Linked DNA regions of Homo sapiens: regions 2 and 3 are each linked to region 1. Evidence: read pairs that join two places in POLR2A ChIA-PET (ENCODE). Cell type or tissue: PC-9. All regions are shown on one strand. Region 1 has its middle 14 kb from the start of RPEL1. Region 2 overlaps NT5C2 (5'-nucleotidase, cytosolic II). Region 3 overlaps NT5C2 (5'-nucleotidase, cytosolic II).

Region 1 (8,000 bases):
AGTGGTGTTGTGGAGGGGGCTCAAAAAGGGATCACTGACAGTAGCTCAACACAGATCAGGCGGCTTAGTCCACAGGCACTTGCCATCTTTGGAATCACAGGCTGAAAATAGACCATTACATGCCACAAAGTCTTAAATTGCTTCCAACCAGGCAGTGTAGTGAAGGGATTAAGAGCATGGATTCCACAGCCAGACTCCCTGGCTTCAACTCTTGGCTCTGCTGCTAACTAGCTGTGGCCTTGGGCAAGTTTCTTAACACCCTCGTGTCTTAGTTTCCTCATCTTTAAAATGGAAGTGAAGATAATAATGTTTGTTAAATAAAACCAATGTGTCTGGGCGCGGTGGCTCACACATGTAATCCCAGCACTTTGGCAGGCCGAGGAGGGCGGATCACTTGAGGTCAGAGCTTCGAGACTAGCCTGGCCAACATGGTGAAACCTCGTCTCTACTAAAAATACAAAAATTAGCCAGGTGTGGTGGCAGATGCCTGTAATCCCAGCTATTTGGGGGGCTGAGGCAGGAGAATCGAACCCAAGAGACAAGAGGCTGCAGTGAGCTGAGATTGGGCCACTGCACTACAGCCTGGATGACAGAGTGGGACTCCATTTCAAAACAGCAACAAATACACAAAAAGGCCGGGCATGGTGGCTCGTGCCTGTAATCCCTGCACTTTGGGAGGCCGAGGCAGGTGGATCACCTGGGGTCAGGAGTTCACAACCAGCCTGACCAACATGATGAAACCCTGTCTCTACTCAAAATACAAAAAATTAGCTAGGCGTGGTGGCACGCACCTATAATCCCAGCCACTTAGGAGGCTGAGGCAGGAGAATCGCTTGAACCTAGGAAGCAGAGGTTGCAGTGAGCTGAGATCACACCACTGCACTCCAGCCTGGGCAACAAGAGCAAAACTCCGTCTCAAACACACACACACACACACACACACACACACACACACACAAACCATGTGACAATGGCTCTTTTCTTTCTACATGAACTTATGAGTGGCAAGGCCCAACTCTGGGCATTTTGATTCTTTTAGTGTTGAATATTCTATTGCTGCTCTCAAGGTGAGGCCTCCCACGACCCTGAAGATCCTGGAGTCATAGGGCCTTACTCCTGGTCCTCCAAAATGGGGAGTTGATTAGCAGAATTGGGATTCCTTGGATCAGTAACATTTCAAAAGCAATTTTGAGGATTTACATAGGATGGCCATCTGTTAACTCTGGCATTCAGCACATCAAAATAAACTGCCATCTACTGTCAGCACTAATTCATGAAAGGTAATTTTTTTGTTTGTTTGTTTTTTGAGATGCAGTCTAGCTCTGTTGCCCAGGCTGGAGTGCAGTGGCACCATCTCAGCTCACTGCCATCTCTGTCTCCCGGGTTCAAGCGATTCTCCTGTTTCAGCCTCCCAAGTAGCTGGGATTATAGGCGCCTGCCACCATGCCCAGGTAATTTTTGTATTTTTAGTAGAGACGGGGTTTCGCCATGTTGGCCAGGCTGGTCTTGAACTCCTGACCTCAGGTGATCCACCCGCCTCAGCCTCCCAAAGTGCTGGGATTACAGGAGTGAGCCACCGTGCCCATCCAAAAGGTAATTTTAATACCAAAAAAGTAGAAAGAACATAATCTCAGAATAAGACAGGAGTTTAATCACATTTAGCTTAGTAAAAGATAATTTCCTGATTTTTTTTTTTTTCTATTTCATCTTGAGCCAGTGGCCAAGGGCCAACCCCTATCTGTGACTCAGCATTTGGCCAACACTACTGGGCCCTTCTGAGTATTCCTGGACACACTGGGCATTATAACTAAATGCCTCCCTGAATGACCAAGCCTCAAAGCTGGTCTGAGCATCACACTTTGCAAAAGTGAGGGTTTTGCTCATGATCCCAGAGAGTGCAACTGTGCTCAGAGGTGGCTGACCACAGGGCATCAGGAAGAGGTATTTATTTATTTATTTATGACACGGAGTCTCGCTCTGTCACCCAGGCTGGAGTGCAGTGGCGCAATCTCGGCTCACTGCAAGCTCCGCCTCCCGGGTTCCCGCCATTCTCCTGCCTCAGCCTCCCGAGTAGCTGGGACTACAGGCGCCTGCCACCATGCCCGGCTAATTTTTTTTTTTTTTTTTTTTTTGTATTTTTAGTAGAGACAGGGCTTCACCATGTTAGCCAGGATGGTCTCTATCTCCTGACCTCGTGATCCGCCCGCCTCGGCCTCCCAAAGTGCTGGGATTACAGGCGTGAGCCACTGCGCCCGGCCAGGAAGAGGTATTTTAGTCATTCCCTGTAGCATTTAATGGGACCACTTAGAACCTTGACTCCAAGTCCAAGAAGCCAAGAAGGACTCTGAGCTACCTGGGTGTGAAGAGTTTTTCTGCCCCCAACAGAGAGTCAGGATATAGGGACTCTATGCTGACCCTTCGTGTTAATGCACTGTGACTTTTGGCAAGGCCCTTAACCATTCAGACTTGGTTTGCTTATCCACAAAGTAGAGGCAGTAATATCTGCTCTGCATTTCTCAAGATTATGCGGAGACTCAAGTAATGGCTGTGAATGTGGTTTTAAAGCACAGTACAGTGATAAGGGAATGAATATTTGTAAATCTCAGCCCCTACCCTGTTCTAGTCAGGGCCCCAGGTGCCCCCACTACGATTATAGCAAGGGGCCAGGCACAATGGCTCACGCCTGTAATCCCAGCACTTTGGGAGGCCAAGGTGGGAGGATCACTTGAGGCCAGGATTTCCAGCTAGCCTGGGCAACATAGTGAGACCCCCATTGGTACAAACATTAAAAAAAGAAAAAAGATTAGCCAGGCGTGGTAGCACGTATATGTAGGTCTAGCTGCTCAGGAGGCTGAAGGAGGAGTTCAAGGTTTCAGTGAGCTATGATTGCACCACTGTATTCCAGCCTGGGCGACAGAGCAGGACTCTGTCCCTTGGGGAAAAAAAAAAGGATTATACCGATTACCAAGGACTCTTTCCTCCTCCCTTTCCTTTAACCATAATACAGAACTCCAGGGTATCTAGACTCCCAGGCCTTGGGTTAGAGCTGTAGAGTAGGGAAGAACCATTGTTTTCTCTTTCTCAGAGCACTGGTCCCCAGGTTTCTCCTGGATGAAGTGAGCTGCTAAATTTAAACACTCAGGAATCCACAAATACTCTTGGAATTCCAGCTTAGTGAGCTTGTTCAATAATGCTTCCTGTTAAACTAACAAAGGGTGATAGCAGAAGAATGCCCAGAGACATTCCATTCCCCTGCGTCCACGGAATTCTGCAGCTCAACTTTCTAGTGTGTTACATTAGAAAGAAACTTTAGATTGGTGTTTCTCAATTCTGGCTGAACATTAGAATCACCAGGGGAGCCTCTGCAAAATGCCCATGCCCAAGTTGTACCTCACACCAATTAAGTCAGAATTTTTAGCAGAGGGACCCAGATATTAGCTTTTTTTTTTTTTTTTTTTTGAGACAGAGTCTTGCTCTGTCACCCAGGCTGGAGTACAGAGGCACGATTTCTGCTCACTGCAACCTCCACCTCTGGGTTCAACCAATTCCCCTGCCTCAGCCTCCCAAGTAGCTGGGACTACAGGCGCCCACCACCATACTCGGATAATTTTTTGTATTTTTCGTAGTTTTTGTATTTTTGTATTTTCGTTTCACTATATTGGTCAGGCTGGTCTCAAACTCCTGACTTTGTGATCCGCTTGCCTTGTCCTCCCAAAGTGCTGGGATTATAGTCATGAGCCACCACACCAAGCTAATTTTTGTATTTTTAGTAGAGACGGGGTTTCACCATTGTTGACCAGGATGGTCTCGATCTGTTGACCTCATAATCCACCTGCCTCAACCTCCCAAAGTGCTGGGATTACAGGTGAGAGCCACCGCGTCTGGCCAATATTAGCATTCTTAAAGCTCCCCAGGTGATTACAAAGTGTAGCCTACTTTGGGAATCACGACTCTAGGTGATCCAGGGAGAAGGAAAAACAGGCCTTAGGAACTTAAGATTTTTGTCTAAAGTCATACAGCTGATTAGAGTTTGAGATCTCAATTCAACAAGCTGATGGAAGCAATGGCTAATTTTTGTTGGGCATTTTACTCTGATCCAGAGTAAGCACTAAGCACTTTACAAACACAATCTTAATTAATTTTCACAATGATCCTATGAGAAAACTGAGGCCCAGAGAGTTTGACTAGTTTGCTGAATGTCAAAGCAACTAAATAGTGGCAGAGATCGAGTTCAATTGTTTGAGCAGCATGCAGATGACAAGATAGGAATAGTAACCCTGCCCTTAAGGAATGTAGAGTCTAGTGGGAGGGACAGGAAGCCGGTGAGCCAACAATTAAAACACAATCTGATAAGGGTTACCATAAAATTAAAGGTTGGCTGGGTGTAAACCCAACACTTTGGGAGGCCGAGGCAGGTGGATCACAAAGTCAGGAGTTCAAGACCAGCCTGGCCAAGATGGTGAAACCCCATCTCTACTAAAAATACAAAAATTAGCCAGGCATGGTGGCGGGTAGCTGTAATCCCAGCCACTCGGGAGGCTGAGGCAGAGAATTGTTTGAACCCGGGAGGCGGAGGTTGCAGTGAGCCAACATTGCACCACTGCACTCCAGCTTGGGCGACAGAGCAAGACTCTGTCTCAAAAATAAATAAATAAATTAAATTAAATTAAATTAAATTAAAGGTTACCAAGGAAGGCACTTAACTTGTGGAACAGCCAAAGAAGCCTCCCAGAGGAGGAAGTACTTGAAGGAAGCTTTAAAGGTTGAGTGGAACTTAGTTTAGTGAACAGCAAGGTAGGGAGGAAGTGGGCCTAGCAAGTGGAAAGGTGACTTCGGAGAGCAAGGTGAATGCTTGCAGCTGTGCAGGAAATTCAGAATGACAACGGATTACCTTGTTAGTGAGAGATGAGACTGAGGAAGTATGGAGACCAGGTCGTTCAGGTTAAGAAGTTTAAAAGAAAGAAGCATTCCAGGATTACAAAGAGGACAGTGAAAGGATCAACTATATACAAGTGTGTATTTAAAAGATTATTGGAGGTTGGGCATGGTGACTCATGCCTATTGCGGCCAGCACTTTGGGAGGTTGAGACAGGCAGATCGCTTGAGCTTGGGAGTTCAAAAAAAAGGGGCAACATGATGAAATCCCATCTCTACAAAAAGTACAAAAATTAGCTGGGTGTTGTGGCATGCCCCTGTAGTCCTAGCTACTAGGGAGGCTGAGGTGGGAGGATCACCTGAGCCTGGGGAGGTGGAGCTGCAGTGAGCCATGATCGTGCCACTGCACTCCAGCCTGGGCAACAGAGTGAGACCCTGTCTCAAAAAAATAAAATAAAATAAAAAGAAAGATTGATTACTGGAGGATATGACACCAAAAACATAGGTAACAACAGAAAAAAACAGGCAAAATAGGCTATATAAAAACTTAAGGACTTTTGGACATCAAAGTATACTATCAACAGAATAAAAGGGCAACTCACATAATGGGAGAAAATATTTGCAAATCATATATCTGATAAGGGCTAATATCCAGAATACATAGAGGACCCCTACAAAAATAAAAAAAAAACCGAACAGCCCAATTTAAAAATGGGCAATGTCGGCCAGGTGCGGTGCCTCACACCTATGATCCCAGCACTTTGGGAGGCTGGGGCAGGTGAATCACCTGAGCTCAGGAGTTCTAGACCAGCCTGGCCAACACGGCGAAAACCCATCTCTACTAAAAATACAAAAATTAGACAGGCGTGGTGGCGCATGCCTGTAGTCCCAGCTACTCAGGAAGCTGAGGCAGCAGAATAGCTTGAACATGGGAGGCAGAGGTTGCAGTGAGCTGAGATCGCACCAGTGCACTCCAGTCTGGGTGACAGAGCAAGACTCCATCTCAAAAAAAAAAAAAAATTGCCAAAGTCCTTAGTTTAGACATTTCTCCAAATAAGATATACAAATGGCCAATAAGCACATGAAAAGATGTTCAACATCAGTAATCATTAGGGAAATGCAAATGAAAACCACAAGATACAGTGTCGCCTCACATGCAGTATGATGGCTATTTTAAAGACAAACAACAACAAAAAAAAACAAAATAACAAGTGTTGATAAGGATGTAGAGGAACTGGATCCCTGCATAGTGCTGGTGGGAATGTAAAGCGGTACAAACCACTGTGTATGGTGGCTCCTCAAAAAATTAAAAATAAAATTGCCATATGATCCAGCAATTCCACTTCTGGACACATCCCAAAAAGAAAGCAGGGTCTTGGCCTGGCATGGTGGCTCACGCCTGTAATTCCAATACTTTGGGAGGCTGAGGCAGGTGGATCATCTGAGATCAGGAGTTCGAGACCAGCCTGACCAACATGGTGAAATCCTGTCTCTACTAAAAATACAAAAAAAAAAAAAAAATTAGCCAGCTGTGGTGGTGCATGCCTGTAGTCCCAGCTACTTGGGGGGCTGAGGCAGGAGAAACACTTGGATCCAGGAGGTGGAGGTTGCAGTGAGCCAAGATTGCACCACTGCACTCCAGCCTGGGCAACAGAGCAAGACTCTGTCTCAAAAACAAAAACAAAAACAAAAACAAAAAAAAACAAAGAAAGCAGGGTCTTGAAGAGACACTGTATACTTATGTTCCTAACAGCATTATTCATGATAGCCAAAAGGTAGAAGCAACTCAAGTGCCCATCAGCAGATGAATGGATAAACAAAATTTGACATATACATACACACCCAAACCGCTGGATTATTCAGCCTTAAAAAGGAAGGATATTCTAAACCTTGAAGACATTATGCTAAGTGAAATAACCCAGTAACAAAAGGATGCATCCTGTATAGCTCTGCTTACATGAGGTACCTAGAGCAGTCAAATGTATGGAGATAGAAAGCAGATGATGGAGCTGGGTGCAGTTGCTCACACCTGTAATCCCAGCACTTTGGGAGGCTGAGGCAGGCAGATCACCTAAGGTCAGGAATTCGAGAGTAGCCTGGCCAACATGGTGAAACCCCATCTCTACTAAAATACAAAAAAAACTAGCTGGGAGTGGTGGTGGGTGCCTGTAATGCCAGCTACTTGGGAAACTGAGGCAGGAGAATTGTTTGAACCCTGGAGGCGGAGGTTACAGTGAGCCAAGACTGCACCACTGCACTCCAGCCTGGGCAAGAAGAATGAAACTCCATCTCAAAAACAAACAACAACAAAAAGAAAGTAGATGACAGCAGTTGCCAGGGGCTGGGGGAGGAGGAATGGAGACTTTCTGAAGCTCTGATAGAGCTTCAGTTTGTGAAGATGAAAGGGATCTGTAGAGGCCGGGTGCAGTGGCTCACGCCTGTAATCCCAGCACTTTGGGAGGCCGAGGCGGGCAGATCATGAGGTCAGGAGATCAAGACCATCCTGGCTAACATGGTGAAACCCCATCTCTACTAAAAATTAACAAATTAGCCAGGCGTGGTGGCGGGCACCTGTTGTCCCAGCTACTTGAGAGGCGGAGGCAGGAGAATGGCGTGAACCTGGGAGGTGGAGCTTGCAGTGAGCCGAGATTGCGCTACGCACTCCAGCCTGGGTGACAGAGCAAGACTCCATCTCAAAAAAAAAAAAAAAAAGGATCTGTAGATAGATGGTGATAATGGTTGCACAACAATGTGAACTGAAGTGTACACTTTAAAATGATTAAATAATAAATTTTGTTATGTCTATTTTACCGCAATAAAAAAATGGTCAGCTGGGCATGGTGGCTCACACCTGTAATCCCAACACTTTGAGAGGCCAAGGTGGGAGGATCACTTGAGTCCAGGAATTAGAGACCAGCCTGGGCAACATAGCAAGACCCCATCTCTACAAAAAAGTGAAAAAACAAAACAAAACATAATCCTTGGAGAAAAATAATTGGCAAGAGTGTTAACAGATTTAGAGAAGTAAAAGACTCAATAGAGGCACATCAGTTAGAGAGCCAATGCCCAGAGGCAGAGACCTGACAAGGGCCTGTACTATTAGACACCGGCAGGAGAGCTGCAGG
Region 2 (8,000 bases), 74 kb before region 1:
TCTGGCTTTGGAACTTTGAATAAGTTACTTAACCTAAGCCTGAGCGTTTTAATCTATAAAAGGGAAGATAACATCTGGTAGGGATGTTGTCTGTCACATGTAAGCGCTCCAAGAACTATTACTGAGGGTAGGGGAACAGGAAAAGCAACTGGATTATCAGGCATTGCCTCATTAATATATCTCATGGGAAATACTTTTTTAAAAAATCTAAATCTCAAGTTTTACACAAATATGAAGGATTTCCATTGACTATCCTCAAAGCAAATTCCATAACTACAAGAATACAAATTGAATATGGAAAAATGATCTAATCCTTAAGGGTGCCAACTTCCCATGGATTCCCTAGATTTTCAGCTTGTGGTATCACAGCTCAGTGCAGTGGAAATAAATGTAATTACTATTTTAAGACTTTACTATTGGCAAAGAGAAAGGAAAACAAAAATTATCACTTGAACTGAGGGTACACACTTACAGAAGCTTCCTGTGCAAAAGGTAAGGCATTGTCTAAAGATGATTAGCTCTTTCAAACTCCATGCATACATTAAACAAATATTTACTGAATGTCTGTGTGCCAGATACCAGTGATACAAAGATAAACTTGGAAGTCCTTGATTTTAAGAAGCTAGTGAGAAGGTCCATTCAAAAGTAGCTATGAAGTAGTGTGTTAATAGTAGTATTAGAGATACGCACAACAGAGAGGGACATATAGATCCTCTTGGCTGAGTCTTAGAGATAGGATGAGATACTGTTTTTTAAAAACTGACACTGTGCTAAGCTCTTTATTTATTACCTCATCTAATCTTTGCAATAACTCTATGAGGTAAAGTTATTCCAGTTTAAAAGATTACAAAATTAAAATTTACAAAACTTAAATGCTGGGATTCTAAAGAAATGGAACAATCCAAAATGCCAACCCTAGCCCCAAGCTCTTAATCACCAGGCTAAAAGTATTAGCAGCAGGCTAAGAGGAAAAGAAGAGGTCTCCAACAGAAGAGGAACCATGAACAAAAAGCAAAATGACATAAACATCATGATGTGTGAATAAAAACAAAGCTATGAGCCCGGGAGGTCAAGGCTGCAGTGAGCCATGATCACACCACTGCACTCCAGCCTAGGTGACAGAGCAAGACCCAGTCTCAGAGAAAAAGCAAAGCTAGATACAGTTGACAGAACACAGAATCTGAGGAAGAGAACTGCTCAACACAAAAGTGGACAGAAAAAGATCAGTCTTAGAGAGTCTTGGCGGGGTTAGAATTTATCCTGTTGCATGCTCGATGTGATATCACTAAAGGATCTAAGCAGGATTATAACATTATTTAAAAAATGAATTTGGCCAGGTGCCATGGCTCACACCTGTAATCCCAGCGACTCAGGAAGCTGAACTGGGAGGACTGCTTGAGGCCAAGAGTTTTAGACCAGCATGGGCAACATACAAGATCCTGTCTCTACAAAAAAAAATTTAAAAATTAGCCAGGTATGGTGGCATGCACCTGTAGTCCCAGGTACTTGGGAGGCTGAGGTGTGAGAATTACTTGAGGTCAAGGTGACCACAGTGAGTTATGATCATGCCATTACACTCCAGCCTGAGCAACAGAGTGAGACTCCATCTCTTGAAAAAAAAATTTTTTTGAGGAGGACAAGGCTGAAGGTGGGGAGACCTACGGGGGGATACTGCTGTAATCTAGGACAGCGATAACAAGGGCCTGGACCATGGCAATACTATCAGGAATGAAAAGGCCAGAGTCTAGAAATAATTAGATTCATTTTAAAGTATGCATGTGTGCTTAAATAAGACACTAAAATTTGAGCATGGTGACTATATTATTCCTCACTTCTTGGATCTATGGTGGTAATATTTAGAAATTGCTTCCTAATAATGGATGTAGTAACAATTAAAGTCCTCTTTTAAAAAGCTTTCAAGGGGCCACGTGCCGTGGCTCATGCCTGTAATCCCAGCACTTTGGGAGGCCGAGGCGGGCGGATCACCTGAGGTCAGGAGTTCTAAGACCAGCCCAGCCAACGTGGCGAAACCCCATCTCTACTAAAAATATGAAATTAGCCAGGCATGGTGGCGCATGCCTGTAATCCCAGCTACTCGGGAGGCTGAGGCTCGACAATCACTTGAACCCAGGAGGCGGAGGTTGTGGTGAGCTGAGATCACGCCATTGCACTCCAGCCTGGGCAACAAGAGCGAAACTCTATCTCAAAAAAAAAAAACTTTCAAGGGCCAGGTACAGTGGCTCACGCCTGTAATCCCAGCACTTTGGGAGGCCGAGGCAGGCAGATCACGAGGTCAGGAGATGGAGACCATCCTGGCTAGCACAGTGAAATCCCATCTCTACTAAAAATACAAAAACTTAACCACGCGTGGTGGCACGTGCCTGTAATCCCAGCTACTCGGGAGGCTGAGGCAGGAGAATGCCGTGAACCCATATGTCTCCCAAAGTTGGTAGGTAACATTTCTGATATGCCTTTTGCATAATTTTGACTTTTAAATGTATATTACTCTTATATATATTATATATAATAATGCTATAACATAGGATGTATTATGAAATGTTGTATTATGTTAAATTATTTAAAAATTAGATCAATAGAATGAAAAAGAAAAAAACACTTAACTGAAAGCAAACAAATGAACCTAATTATACTGTATACAAATACCCTAACCATGCTGTAGAGAAAAAAAGCAAGAACGAACTAATCCAAGGAACTAAAAAACACAAAGTCTAAGCCTTTAGACTTTGGCAGGGTAAGGTAAGAAAGTGGAAGAATGGCAAATAAATCCTGAACTTTTTAGGTTTGTTTGTTATGGTATGAGTTAATCAACTGAAGCAATTTTAGATTAAGCAAACTAAATATGTTGATGATGTCAGGAGCCAGGGCTTTCACTGTGGAACAAGAGATATACAAACATGGAATGGGAGTGAACAAGAAGGAACTTTCCTAGGATGGACTAGCATTAGATGTAATGGTGTGAACTCATGATTTCTACAATACATATAAAAATGCATACCCAGTGAAAAATGCTACACAAATTAAGGTAAAGACATCTTTAGAATATGCCACTCAACATCAGCAGAATACACATTCTTGTCAAAAGCATAGAGATTATTCAAGATAGACCACAGAGTAGCCCATAAACCAAGACACAGTAAATTTAAAAGGACTAAAATCATGTAAAATATGTTCTACAACCACAATGGAATGCAAGTACAAGTCAATGACAAAAGAAAATTTGGGGCCAGGTGCGGTGGCTCACACCTGTAATCCCAGCCCTCTGGGAGGCTGAGGCGGACAGATCGTGAGGTCAAGAAATTGAGACCATCCTGGCCAACACTGGGAAACCCCGTCTCTACTAAAAATACAATAATTAGCTGGGCATGGTGGCACGCACCTGTAGCCCCAGCTACTCAGGAGGCTGAGGCAGGAGAATCGCTTGAACCCGGGAGGTGGAGGATGCAGTGAGCCAGGATCGTGCCACTGCACTCCAGCATGACAACAGAGCGAGACTCCATCTCAAAAAGAAAAAAAAAAAAGAAAATTTGGGACATTCACAAATATGTAGAAATTAAACAACACACTCCTAAATAATAGAAATCACAAAGAAAGCTAGAAAACGCTTACAATTTAACGAAAAAAAGGACATAACAAAATCATTGGGGTACAGCAAAAGCAGTGCTCAGAAGAAAATTTATAGCTGTAAATGCACATATTTAAAAAGAAGAAACATCTCAATTAATAGCCTAGCCTTCCACATTAAGAAATTATAGAAAAAGAAGAACAAAATCAACCCAAATCAAACAGAAGGACAGAAATAATATATTACAGATTAGAGCAGAGATTTAAATATATATATACAAAATCTAAAGCACTGGAGAAAAATCAATGCTTTTTCTTTAAAAACATCAACAAAATTGACATTTAGCTAGACTGACCCAAAAAAAGAAGACTCAAATTACTAAAATCAAGAATAAAAGCAGAGGCCAGGCACGGTGGCTCACACTTAACAATCCCAGCACTTTGGAAGGCCAAGGCAGGCGATCACTTGAGGTGAGGAGTTCGAGACCAGCCTGGCCAACATGGTGAAACCCTGTCTCTACTAAAAATACAAAAATTAGCCAAGCATGGTGGCGGGCACTTGTCATCCCAGCTACTTTGGGAAGCAGAGGCAGGAGAATCGCTTTAACCCAGGAGGCGGAGGTTGCTGTGAGCCGAGATTGCGCCACTGCACTCCAGCCTGGGTGACAGAGCGAGACTCTTATCTAAAAAAAAAAAAAAAAGAAGAATAAAAGCAGAGACATTACTACTGACCTCACAGAAATAAAAACAGATATAATACTATAAATAACTATATGCCAACATATTAGGTAACCAAGATAAAACAGACAAAAGTAGTACAAGACTTGTACACTAAAGACTACAATACCTGGAAACACACAAATTACCAACATTGACTCAAAAAGAAATAGAAAATCTAAAGAGATCTATCAGTAGTAAGGAGATTAAGTCAGTAATCAAAAAACTTCTAACACTGCCAGGTGCAGTAGCAGATGCTTGTAGTTCCAGCTATTCAGGAGGCTGAGGCAGGGGGATCACTTGAGGCCAAGAGTTAGAGGCTACAGTGCACTATGATCAGGCCCGTGAATAGCCACTGCATCCAGCCTAGGTAACAGAGTGAGACCTCATCTCCAAAACATGCACACACACACACACACACACACACACACACACACACACACAATTAGAGCTAATAAACAAGTTCAGCAAAGTGGCAGGATACAAGATTAATATACAAAAAACCAGTTGTGTTTCCATAAACTAGCAATGAACAATCCAGAAATAAAATTAAGAAAACAATTATATTTACTATAGCATCAGAAATAATGAAAGACACCAGACTGGACAACATAGCAAGACCCCCTTCTCCACCAAAAAGAAAAAAATTTAATTAGCTAAGCATGGTGGTACATCTATAGTCCTAGCTACTTGAGAAGCTGAGGTGGGAGAATCACGTGAAGCCAGGAGTTCAGGGTTACAGTGAGCTATGATCATGTCACTGTACTACACCTTGGGTGACAGAGCAAGACCCTGTCTCTTTAAAAAAAAAAAAAAGAAAGAAAAGAAAATACTTAGGAATAAATTTAACAACAGAAGTGCAAGACCTGTACAATGAAGACTACAAAATACTGTTGAAAGAATTAAAGAAAATCTAAATAAATGGAAAGACATCCCATACTCATGGATCAAAACACTTAATACTATTAGGACAGCAATACTTCTCAAAGTTATATATAGAGAGAGTCAATGTAATTCATAACAAAATCCAGCTGGCTTTTTTATATAAATTGACAAGCTGATCCTAAGATTCATATGGATATAGAAGGGCACCAGAATAGCCAAAACAATCTTGAAAAAGAAGAGTAGGTTGCTGTTTTTCAAAACTTACTACAAAGCTGCAGTAATCAAGACTGTGTGCTACTGGCATAAGGACAAATAGATCAAACAAATATAATTCAGAGTCCAGAAATAAATTCATACATCTATGTTCAAATGATACTTGACATGGGTGCCAAGACCATTCAATGTGAAAAGAATAGTCTTTTCAAAAAATGGTGCTAGGACAACTGGATAGTCATGTGCAAAAAAATGAATCTGGACCCCTATCTTATATAATAACAAAAAAAGTAAATGAAAATGGATCAAAAACGTAAATGTAAGACCTAAAGCTGTAAAACTAACAGAAGAGAACACAGGAGTAAATCACTGTGACTTTGGAATAAGCAATGGTTTCTTAAACATGTCATGAAAAGCATACTCGAAAAAAGAAAACATACATAAATTGGACTTCACCGGTATTAAAATAACATGTGTTTCAAAGGACACTACCAAAAAAGTTATTAATGAAAGTCAGCCCACAGAACAGGAGACAATATTGGAAAATCATGTATCTGATAAAGGTCTAGAATCCAGAATATATAAAGAACTTTTACAACTCCACAATATAAACAACTCATTTAATAATAATAGGCAAAACACCTAAACAGACACTTCACAAAAGATACACAAATGGCCAGTAAGAACATGAAAACACGCTTACCATTACTGGTCATAAGGGCAAGTAAAGACCACAATGAGATACTATTTCACACACACTCACATGGCTATAATTAAAAAGGCAGGGCCAGGCACGGTGGCTCACGCCTGTAATCCCAGCATTTTGGGAGGCCGAGGCAGGCAGATCACGAGGTCAAGAGATCGAGACCATCCTGACCAACATGGTGAACCCCTATCTCTACTAAAAATACAAAAATTAGCTGTGCGTGGTGCATGCCTGTAGTCCCAGCTACTTGGAAGGCTGAGGCAGGAGAATCACTTGAACCCGGGAGGCAGAGGTTGCAGTGACCTGAGATCGTGCCACACTGCACTCCAGCCTGGCGACAGCAAGACTCCATCTCAAAAAAAAGGCAGTAAGTGTGATGAGGATTTGGAGAAACTGGAACATTCATACACTGCTAGAGGGAATGTAAAATGATGCATCTGCACTGGAAAATGGTTTGGCAAAGTGGAAGCAACCCAAATGTTAAGCAACAGATGAATGGAAAAACAAAATATGGTATATCCATACAATATATTTTTTTTCTTTAGACAAGGTCTCCCTCTGTCATCCAGGCTGGAGTGCACTGGCACAATCATAGCTCACTGCCACTTTGACTTCCCAGGCTCAAGTGATCCTCCCACCTCAGCCTCTTGAATAGCTGGGACTACAGGCATGCACCACCATGCCTGGCTAATTTATGTATTTTCTGTAGAGATGGGGTTTTGCTATGTTGCCCAGGCTAGTCTCAAACTCCTGGTATTATGATGCAATTTGCCCGTCTCACCTACCAGGAAGTGCTGGGATTACAGGCATCAGCCACTGTGCCTGACCAATAGAATATTATTTGGCAATAAAAAATAATGAAGTACTGAGATAGGCTACAATACAGATGAACCTTGAAAACACTATGCTAAGTGATGCAGGGCACAGTGGCTTGTGCCTGTAGTGCTACAGTCCCAGCTACTCAGGAAACTGAGGCAGGAGTATCATTTGAGCCCATGAGTGTGAGGCTTCTGTGAGCTATGACTGCGCCACTGTACTCCAGCCTGGATGACAGAGTAAGACTCCAACTCTTAAAAAAAAAATAATGAAAAAAGAAAATACTATGCTAAGTGAAAGAAGTCAGACACAGAAGGCCATAAACTGTATAAGTTCATTTATATGAAATATCCAGAATAGGCAATTCCATAGAGACAGAAAGTAAATTAGTGGCTGACACGGGCTGGAGAGAGAGGGAAACGTGGAGTGGACTACTAATGAGTATGAGGTTTCTTTTGGGATAATGAAAAATGGTTGTACCACTTTGTAAATATACTAAAAGCCACTGAATAATATACTTCTATTTTATATTATGTAAATTATAATTCAATTGTTTGTTTGTTTTTTGAGACATTCTCGCTCTGTTGCCAGGCTGGAGTGCAGTGGTGCAATCTTGGCTCACTGCAACCTCCGCCTCATGGGTTCAAGTGACTCTCCTGCCTCAGCCTCCCAAGTAGCTGGGACTACAGGCACGCACCACCACGCCCAGCAAATTTTTGTATTTTTAGTAGAGACGGGGTTTCACCATGTTGGCCAGGATGGTCTCGATCTCTTGACCTCATGATCCACCCACCTCGGCCTCCCAAAGTCCTAGGATTATAGGCATGAGCCACCACGCCCCACTGAAGCTGCTATTTTTTAAGAGAATACACACACACACCTTCCATAAATCAATATGGAAAAAAAAGACAACACAATTGGCAAACAACTTGAAAAGGCAAGTCACAGAAGAGGATCTTCTGCAAATGGCTACTTACAATATGAAGGTGTTCAACCTATTTATTCATCAGAAAAATACAACTTAAAACCAAAAGGAGATGCCACTATGTATACACTAGAATAACTTTTAAATTAAACACAC
Region 3 (8,000 bases), 61 kb before region 1:
GAGGACCTATATTTTCCGCATGATTTTCAATTTACAAAGTGGCTACTGAAATTTTAACAATTATCCACTGAATATTTGAACCAATACTAAAATGACAGTTTACTACTCAGCTTGATTAATGACAAAATTAAAAAGCTGAATGACATTCATATGATATCCATAAGTGATTAAAAGAGAAATTAAAATTGATCAACCTGGCAGTCTCTATCTACATATAACCTGATACCTGTTTTTAGTATGAGGTTTAAAAAAAAAAATAAAGATTTCCCCTTTTTTTGTTTTTGTTTTTGAGACACAGTCTCACTCTGTCACCTAGGCTGAAGTGCAGTGGCGCAATCATGGCTCACTGCAGCCTTGACCTCCCAGGCACAAGCAATCCTCCCGCCTTAGACTCCTGAGTAACCAGGACTACAGGTGCACACCACCATGCCCAGCTAATTTTTGTATTTTTGGTAAAGACGGGGTTTGCCATGTTGCCCAGGCTGGTCTTGAACTCCTGTGCTCAATGAGCCATCCACCCGCCTGGGTCTCCCAAAGTGCTAGGATCACAGGCATAAGCCACCGTGCCTGGTCCATCATAAACATTTCTAGATCGAAGCCATAAGTACTAGCAAAATTACATATACACAAATTCCTTTTCACTCCTTAAACATGTACAAGAAATTTACTTTGATTTTAGAAGAAACGATTATTCAACAGATTTATATAAAGACTGATATGGCTCTGGAAGCCTAAACTGCAACTAAAAAAAAAAAAACTTCAGATATATAATTTAAGATAAATATACAAAAGTCTTTAAAGAATTTTAAAGAGAAAAATCACTGCAATATTTTCTAAAATAAGGCAAAAGACTGGTTAACAAAAAATTCACAAGCCTAATAACGTGCCACATTTCAGTTCAATATGATAAAACCACTGCTAAATTAATAAGCTGTGTTCACAAAGAAAAAGCCAATTCATTGTCCTACAGAAATTCTGTTCTACTGGAAGCATCAGAGCTTTACAAACGTAAAAACTAAATACCTGACTTCGGTATCCTGGGCACAGTCAATGTAGAGAGCAGATGAAAAACCTAATTGTTCCATTCTTGGATTGGTAAATACAAATTCTGATCTATAGTGATCACTAAAAGATTCTAGTATTAAACAAAAACTATTTAAGAGGTAATTTTTGAAGCTGCCTCTTTCAGGTCACTATGACATCTGAGCAGCTCAGCTTGTCTTCTAACCATATAGCAAAACACATTCCACTGAAAGGTTTGGCCTGATGACTTATCCTCAGCCCAGAAAACTAAACAACCATAAGGAAATGAAGAAGGAGCAACAGTCATACATTTTAAAGGCTAGTTTCTTAATAATGACATATGACTGGCATCTCTATATTGAAATTCAGAAAACTGATATTAAGCAAGAAAAAAGCTGGAAGTTAGATATTTATTTACTTAACTAAGAATATTTAGCTTCTTCTAAAGGGAAATTGTAAAGCATCACATACGATGTATACTTTGTGATAATGATCAGCATAGCCTAACTTAACCAATGATAAATTACCAATCCAAATAAATGTCTTTAATGAAAAGACCTGGAAACAGAATATTCTACAAATTGACTTAACTAGAAAACTAAAATAAATTTCTTCTAAATGGTTTCTATTTAAAATTTTTAATTAACAAAAGCAAATACTGTTAGGAGATACAAGTCTGATGACTACATCATGATGAGTACAGATAATAATCTACTGTATACCTCAAAATTGCAAAGGGATTAGATTTTAAATGTTCTCATCACAAAAAAAAATGATAAATGTAAGAGGTTATGCATGTTAATTGGCTTGATTTAGCCATTCCATATCAACTTGTACACCATAAATACATACAATTTTTGTCAATGTTTAAAAAGACATATACATATACACACACACATATATATATAATGTTTTTATTGTTCTAAAAGCACACATATACTTTATTTTAAACACGGGGCATGGTGGCTCACACTTGTAATCCCAGCACTTTGGAAGGACAAGGCAGGAGGATCACTTGAGAACAAGAGTTCAAGATCAACCTGGGTAACACAGCAAGACTTTGTCTCTACAAAAACAATACAAAGATTAGACAGGTGTAGTGGTACACGCCTGTAGTCCCAGCTATTCAGGAGGCTGAGACAGGAGAATCACTTGACCCCAGGAAGTTAAGGCTATAGTGAGCCATGATCAAGCCACTGCACTCTAGCCTGGGTGACAGAGCAAGACCCTGTCTCAAAAAAAATTATAATAATTTTAAAGCAAATTCTTGCAAGATACCAAGAACCCAAATTTTCTACATTTAATTTTTTTTTCAGGCTGGGAGTGATGGCTCACATCTGTAATTCCAGCACTTTTGGAGGCCGAGGCAGGAGGACTGCTTGCAGCCAGAAGATCAAAACCAGCTTGGACAACATAGTGAGACCACATCTCTAGAAAAAAATTTTTTAAATTACCAAGCATGGCTAGGCATGGTGGCTCACGCCTGTAATCCCAGAACTTTGGGAGGCTGAGGCAGGCGGATCACAAGGTCAGGAGTTCAAGACCAGCCTGGCCAACATGGTGAAACCCAGTCTCTAAAAATACAAAAATTACTTGGGCATGGTGGCGCATGCCTATAATCACAGCTACTCCAGAGGCTGAAGCAGGAGAGTTGCTTGAACCAGACCCAGGAGGCAGAGGTTGCAGTGAGCCAAGATCATGCCACTGCACCCCAACCTGGGCTACAGAGCGAGACTCTGTCTCAAAAAAAATTAATTAATTTAAAAAAATAATAAAAATTACTGAGCACTGTGGTACACACCTGTAGTCCTAGCTACTGGGGAGGCTGTGGCAGGTGGATTGCTTAAGCCCAGAAGTTTGAGGTTACCGTGAACTATGATCACACTACTGCACTGCAGCCTAGGCAACAGAATGAGACCCTGCCTCTTTAAATAACATAGATAAAAAATTTTTTTCAATGATCTAAAACATCAAGCCTTTGAAAATGTTTTTTCTATTGTTTCCAGTACATACACCTTACTATATGAAAGAACGTAGGGTACAGAATCCATCTAAAATATTCCAGGAAATACCATTCCAAATGAGTTAGGAGTATACTCATTCAGGCTATGATACACACACACAAGCACACACACATGCACACTTTTTTTTTTTTTTTTTTTTTGAGACATGCTCTCATTCTGTCACCCAGGCTGGTGGCATGATCTCAGCTCACTACAGCGTCCACCTCTCAGACGCAGGTGATCCTCCCACCTCAGCCTCCCAGGTAGCTGAGTCCACAGGCGTAAGCCACCACACCTGGCTAATTTTTATGTTTTTTTTTTGTAGAGACAGGGTTTCGCCATCTTGCCCAGGCTGGTCTCAAACTCCTGAGCTCAAGGACTCCGCCTGGCTCGGCCTCCCAAAGTGTGTGGACTACAGGCGTGAACCACCATGCCCAGCCTATGATATATATTAAATATAATTAGGATGTTTATTAAATAATGTTTACCAGTCCTCATTTCCACTGCTAAAAATGTTACACCCTAATGTTAATTAATACTTTATAGTGTAAAGACCAAGCAAATAATTGAAGAAAAAGTATAGAACTCCATATAACATAATCTTTTCCAAATGTTATGTTTTATTACATAGACACACATAAATGTTCTGTTTTATACTTTAACACGCCATACCTAGCAACATATCTCACACACAGAAGAGAATCGTTAGTACCCATTTGACAGGAATCTTTAATGTTTTCACTTTTTCAGGGTTTAAGGAGTAACAGCATCCTAACACCCAGAAATGCCACAGTGACCTACCATGAGGCAAATATCACCAGCCTACTTAAAAAACCAACTATTGATATAATAATTAACTTCTGATATACTCAATAACAAGTAACTATATTTTTCAAAATATTAGTATCTATTGAAACAACAAAATATTACCTAATTCTGACTTAGCTTTCCTATACAGAGAAGACTGCACTTAGAAATTTTTTGTCTGCTTACAAAAACTTACCTACATAAACCAGTTTAGCCACTTTTCCAGTAAGATTTCAAAGTAATATTCATTTCCTTTTTCCTGTAGCCCAGAAACAGCTAAGTGATTAAGAGTCATTTTAGACTTCCTGTAGTTCCCATGCAACTTTTTAGCACTGCCAATATACCAGCACCTGTACTTACTGCCGGCTTTCCTGGTGTGGGAGGCAAAGATGGTTCTAGTAGGGCCCAGATTTTTCTACCCCAGAAATTCACTTTAGGTGTAGATTTCTAATTTCTTCTTAAAAATAAATAATTACTAAATACATTATCTACTCCCAAGGACCCTAACTACTTAAGATTTAGGTAGAAGCAAACATTTAATTGAATCTATAAAAAGAGTTAAGTAAAAAGAAAATACAATTTAGGCCGGGCTCAGTGGCTCATGCCTGTAATCCCAGCACTTTGGGAGACCAAGGCTGGAGGAATGCTTGAGCCCAGGCATTTGAGACCAACCTGAGCAACACAGCAAGACCCCGTCTCTAATAAAATAAATTTTTTTTTAAAATACAGGTTAAGGCCGGGAGCAGTGGCTCACGTCTGTAATCCCAGCACTATGGGAGGCCAAGGCAAGTAGATCACCTGATATCAGGAGTTTGTGACCAGCCTGGCAAACACGGTGAAACCCTGTCTCTACTAAAAATTAAAAAATTAGCCAGGTGTGGTGGTGTGTGCCTGTAATCCCAGCTACTCGGGACGGTGAGGCAGGAGAATCGCTTGAACCTGGGAGGCAGAGGTTGCAGTGAGCTGAGACCGCGCCACTGTACTGAGAGACAAGAGCAAAGACTCTGTCTCAAAAAATAAAAAACAAAAATTTAAATACAATTTTAACTTTAAATTTTTTTTTTTTTTTTTGAGACGGAGTCTCGCTCTGTCACCCAGGCTGGAGTGTGCAGTGGTGTGATCGCAGCTCACTGCAAGCTCCGCCTCCTAGGTTCACACCATTCTCCTGCCTCAGCCTCCCGAGTAGCTGGGACTACAGGCACCTGCCACCACACCCGGCTAATTTTTGTATTTTTAGTAGAGACGAGGTTTCACTGTGTTAGCCAGGAAGGTCTCGATCTCCTGACCTTGTGATCCACCCGCCTCGGCCTCCCAAAGTGCTAGGATTACAGGAAAAAAATTTTATTTAAAAATATTTGGGGACCACTCACGGTGGTTCATACCTGCAATCCCAGCAGTTTGGGAGGCTGAGGCGGGTGGATCACTTGAGGCCAGGAGTTCAAGACCAGCCTGGCCAACATGGCGAAACTCCATCTCTACTAAAATTACAAAAATTAGCTGGGCATGGTGGCCACACCTGTAATCCCAGCTACCAGAGAGGCTGAGGCATGAGAATTGCTTGAACCCAGGAGGCAGAGGTTGCAGTGAGCTGAGATCGCATCACTGCATTCCAGCCTGGGCGACAGAATGAACTCTGTCTCAAAAACAAAAACAAAAAAATACAAAAATTAGTCAGGTGCAGTGGCCCACGCCTGTACTCAGCTACTCAGACAGCTGAGGCAGGAGAATTGCTTGAACCCAGGAGGTGGAGATTACAGTGAGCCGAGATCAAGCCACTGGACTTCAGCCTTGGCAACAGAACGAGACTCTGTCTCAAAACAAAACAAAACAAAATCTGTAGAGTTGGGGTCTCATCATATTGCCCAGGCTGTTCTCAAACTCCTGGGTTCAAGCAATCCTCCTGCTTTGGTCTACCAAAGTGCTGGGATTACAGATGCGAGCCACCATGCCTGGCCTACACTTTTAAAGAAAAAGTGATTTCGAGAAAATATTACAGTCTAAAATCAAAACAAGGAAACTTTGCTAATACCCAGAGTTACCCACATTCAATCTAACACACAGTAGCCAGCAGACACAATTTTTAAATTCTGTTTAAAAATTACAGTCAGTTTGTGGTAAATATCAATTAATAATTTCATTCTTGGCCAGGCGCGGTGGCTCACGCCTGTAATCCCAGCACTTTGGGAGGCTGAGGTGGGCGGATCACAAGAAGAGTAGATCAAGACCATCCTGGCTAACACAGTGAAACCCCATCTCTACCAAAAATACAAAAAATTAGCTGGGCATGGTGGCGGGCACCTGTAGTCCCAGCTACTTGGGAGGCTGAGGCAGGAGAATGGCGTGGACCCGGGAGACGGAGCCTGCAGTGAGATCGTGCTACTGCACTCCAGCCTGGGCCAGGGAGCGAGACGCCGTCTCAAAAAAAAAAAAAAAAAAAAGAATTTCATTCTTGGCCGGGCGCAGTGGCTCACACCTGTAATCTCAGCACTTTGGGAGGCCGAGGCAGGTGGATCACGAGGTCTGGAGTTCAAAACCAGCCTGGCCAAGATGGTGAAACCCTGTCACTACTAAAAAAAAAAAAATAAGTAAATAAATAAAAAATACAAGAATTTCATTCCTGGGCTGGGTGCGGTGGCTCACGCCTGTAATCCTAGCACTCTAGGATGCCGAGGCAGGTGGATCACCTGAGGTCAGGAGTTCAAGACCAGCCTGGCTAACACGGTGAAACCCTGTCTCTACTAAAAATACAAAAATTAGCCAGCCGTGGTGACGCACGCCTGTAATCCCAGCTACTTGGGAGGCTGAGGCAGGAGAACCGCTTGAACCCAGGAGGTGGAGGTTGCAGTGAGCTGAGATCATGCCACTGCATTCCAGCCTAGGCGACAGAGCCAGACTCCGTCTCAAAAAAAAAAAAAAAAAAAATTCATTCTTGGCAGGGTGTGGTGGCTCAAGCCTATAATCCCAGCACTTCGGGAGGCTGAGGTGGGGAGATCACTTGAGGCCAGGAGTTCAAGATCACCCTGGCCAACATGGCAAAACCCTGTCTCTACCAAAACTACAAAAATTAGTTTGGCATGGGGCCATGCCTGTAATCCCAGCTACTGGGGAAGTTGAGGCATGAGAATTGCTTGAAGCCAGAAGGCAGAGGTTGCAGTGAACTGAGACTGCACCACTGCACTCCAGCCTAGGCAACAGAGTGAGACTCTGTCTCAAAAAAGAAAACAAAAACTAGCTGGGTGCAGTAGCCCACACCTGTAGTCTCAGCTACTCAGGAGGCTGAGGCAAGAGAATTGCTTGAGCCTGGGAGGTGAAGGTTACAGTTAGCCAAGATTGCGCCATTGTACTCCAGCCTGGGCAACAGAGCAAGACTCTGTCCATCCAGCACTCCCTCAAAAAAAGAAAGAAAAAAAAATTTTTATTAACTTAGGTGCAATTTTCTAGCAACCAAAGACATTTTTCTCTTAAATACTTTTACTAGTAGATACACAAAGCAGTATGGTGTACTAGTAGTTAAAAGTCTCGACTTAGAACTAGATTTGTACCATGTACTAGACATACGATCTGGGTTATTTACTTAACCTCTCTGTACATTAATTTCATCATCTGTAAAATGAAGTCCCACTTCATAGAGGGGTTTTGAGGATTAAATAGACAAAATACTTACCGATGATAGGCTTCTCGACGATACTTTTTCAGGGCATGCTTATCCATGTTAGCAGGCATATCTGCTGCATTCTGTAACCGATCACTCCAGGAGGTTGACATTTTATTTTAACTGTATTTTGTATTCTAGAAAAGAAAATCATTAATTTAGTAACTTAATATTGGCATCTGTATACTGACATCTGATTTTTTTAAAAATCAGAAAAACTCCAGCTTGCAAACTGCCTAATATAATTACCTATTAAAACACACTGAATACAGTAAATATGCTGAAAATTATACTGACACTTCTCAATAATCTAAAGTTGGAAAAATAATTTCATATGGTAATTTCAATCCGGAAAGATAACATATACTTCCAAATAATTAAGCATGGCTGCCAGTAATTACTCTAATCCTAGATTCTAGAAAAGGCACTAAAACCACAGCACAGCAGTTTGTGAAGATATATAATTTTAAGTTGATGTATGTTTTTAAAATGTGTGTAGTAGGCAAATTTTAAAT

What was found. Peaks named below come from ENCODE experiments on the same cell type or tissue, not always from the same donor. Only the 100,000 strongest peaks of a DNase experiment are listed, where the experiment ranks them.
Region 2: POLR2A ChIA-PET joins it to region 1 with 15 read pairs; 13 of 35 experiments call an interaction of 5 or more read pairs at or near these places.
Region 3: POLR2A ChIA-PET joins it to region 1 with 18 read pairs; 20 of 35 experiments call an interaction of 5 or more read pairs at or near these places.

Annotation. Positions count from the first base shown.
Region 1 is chr10:103,228,181-103,236,180 of GRCh38, forward strand. No RefSeq gene overlaps it. Among named protein-coding and RNA genes, the nearest start is that of RPEL1, 14 kb to the right of the region's middle. RefSeq lists enhancers at 2,658-3,655, 3,656-4,653. In PC-9, no CTCF peak of the experiment used is centred here; DNase peaks (open chromatin) are centred at 1,871, 3,221, 4,291 and 5,051; H3K4me3 peaks cover 643 bases; H3K27ac peaks cover 6,148 bases.
Region 2 is chr10:103,154,551-103,162,550 of GRCh38, forward strand. All of the region lies in intron 3 of NT5C2 (5'-nucleotidase, cytosolic II), which reads right to left. Among named protein-coding and RNA genes, the nearest start is that of NT5C2, 35 kb to the right of the region's middle. In PC-9, no CTCF peak of the experiment used is centred here; DNase peaks (open chromatin) are centred at 131 and 521; H3K4me3 peaks cover 805 bases; H3K27ac peaks cover 2,657 bases.
Region 3 is chr10:103,167,361-103,175,360 of GRCh38, forward strand. NT5C2 (5'-nucleotidase, cytosolic II) reads right to left here. Exons shown (of 19, transcript NM_001351169.2): 3 at 7,498-7,622. The coding sequence starts at 7,598. Among named protein-coding and RNA genes, the nearest start is that of NT5C2, 22 kb to the right of the region's middle. In PC-9, no CTCF peak of the experiment used is centred here; DNase peaks (open chromatin) are centred at 1,311 and 4,081; H3K4me3 peaks cover 641 bases; H3K27ac peaks cover 5,950 bases.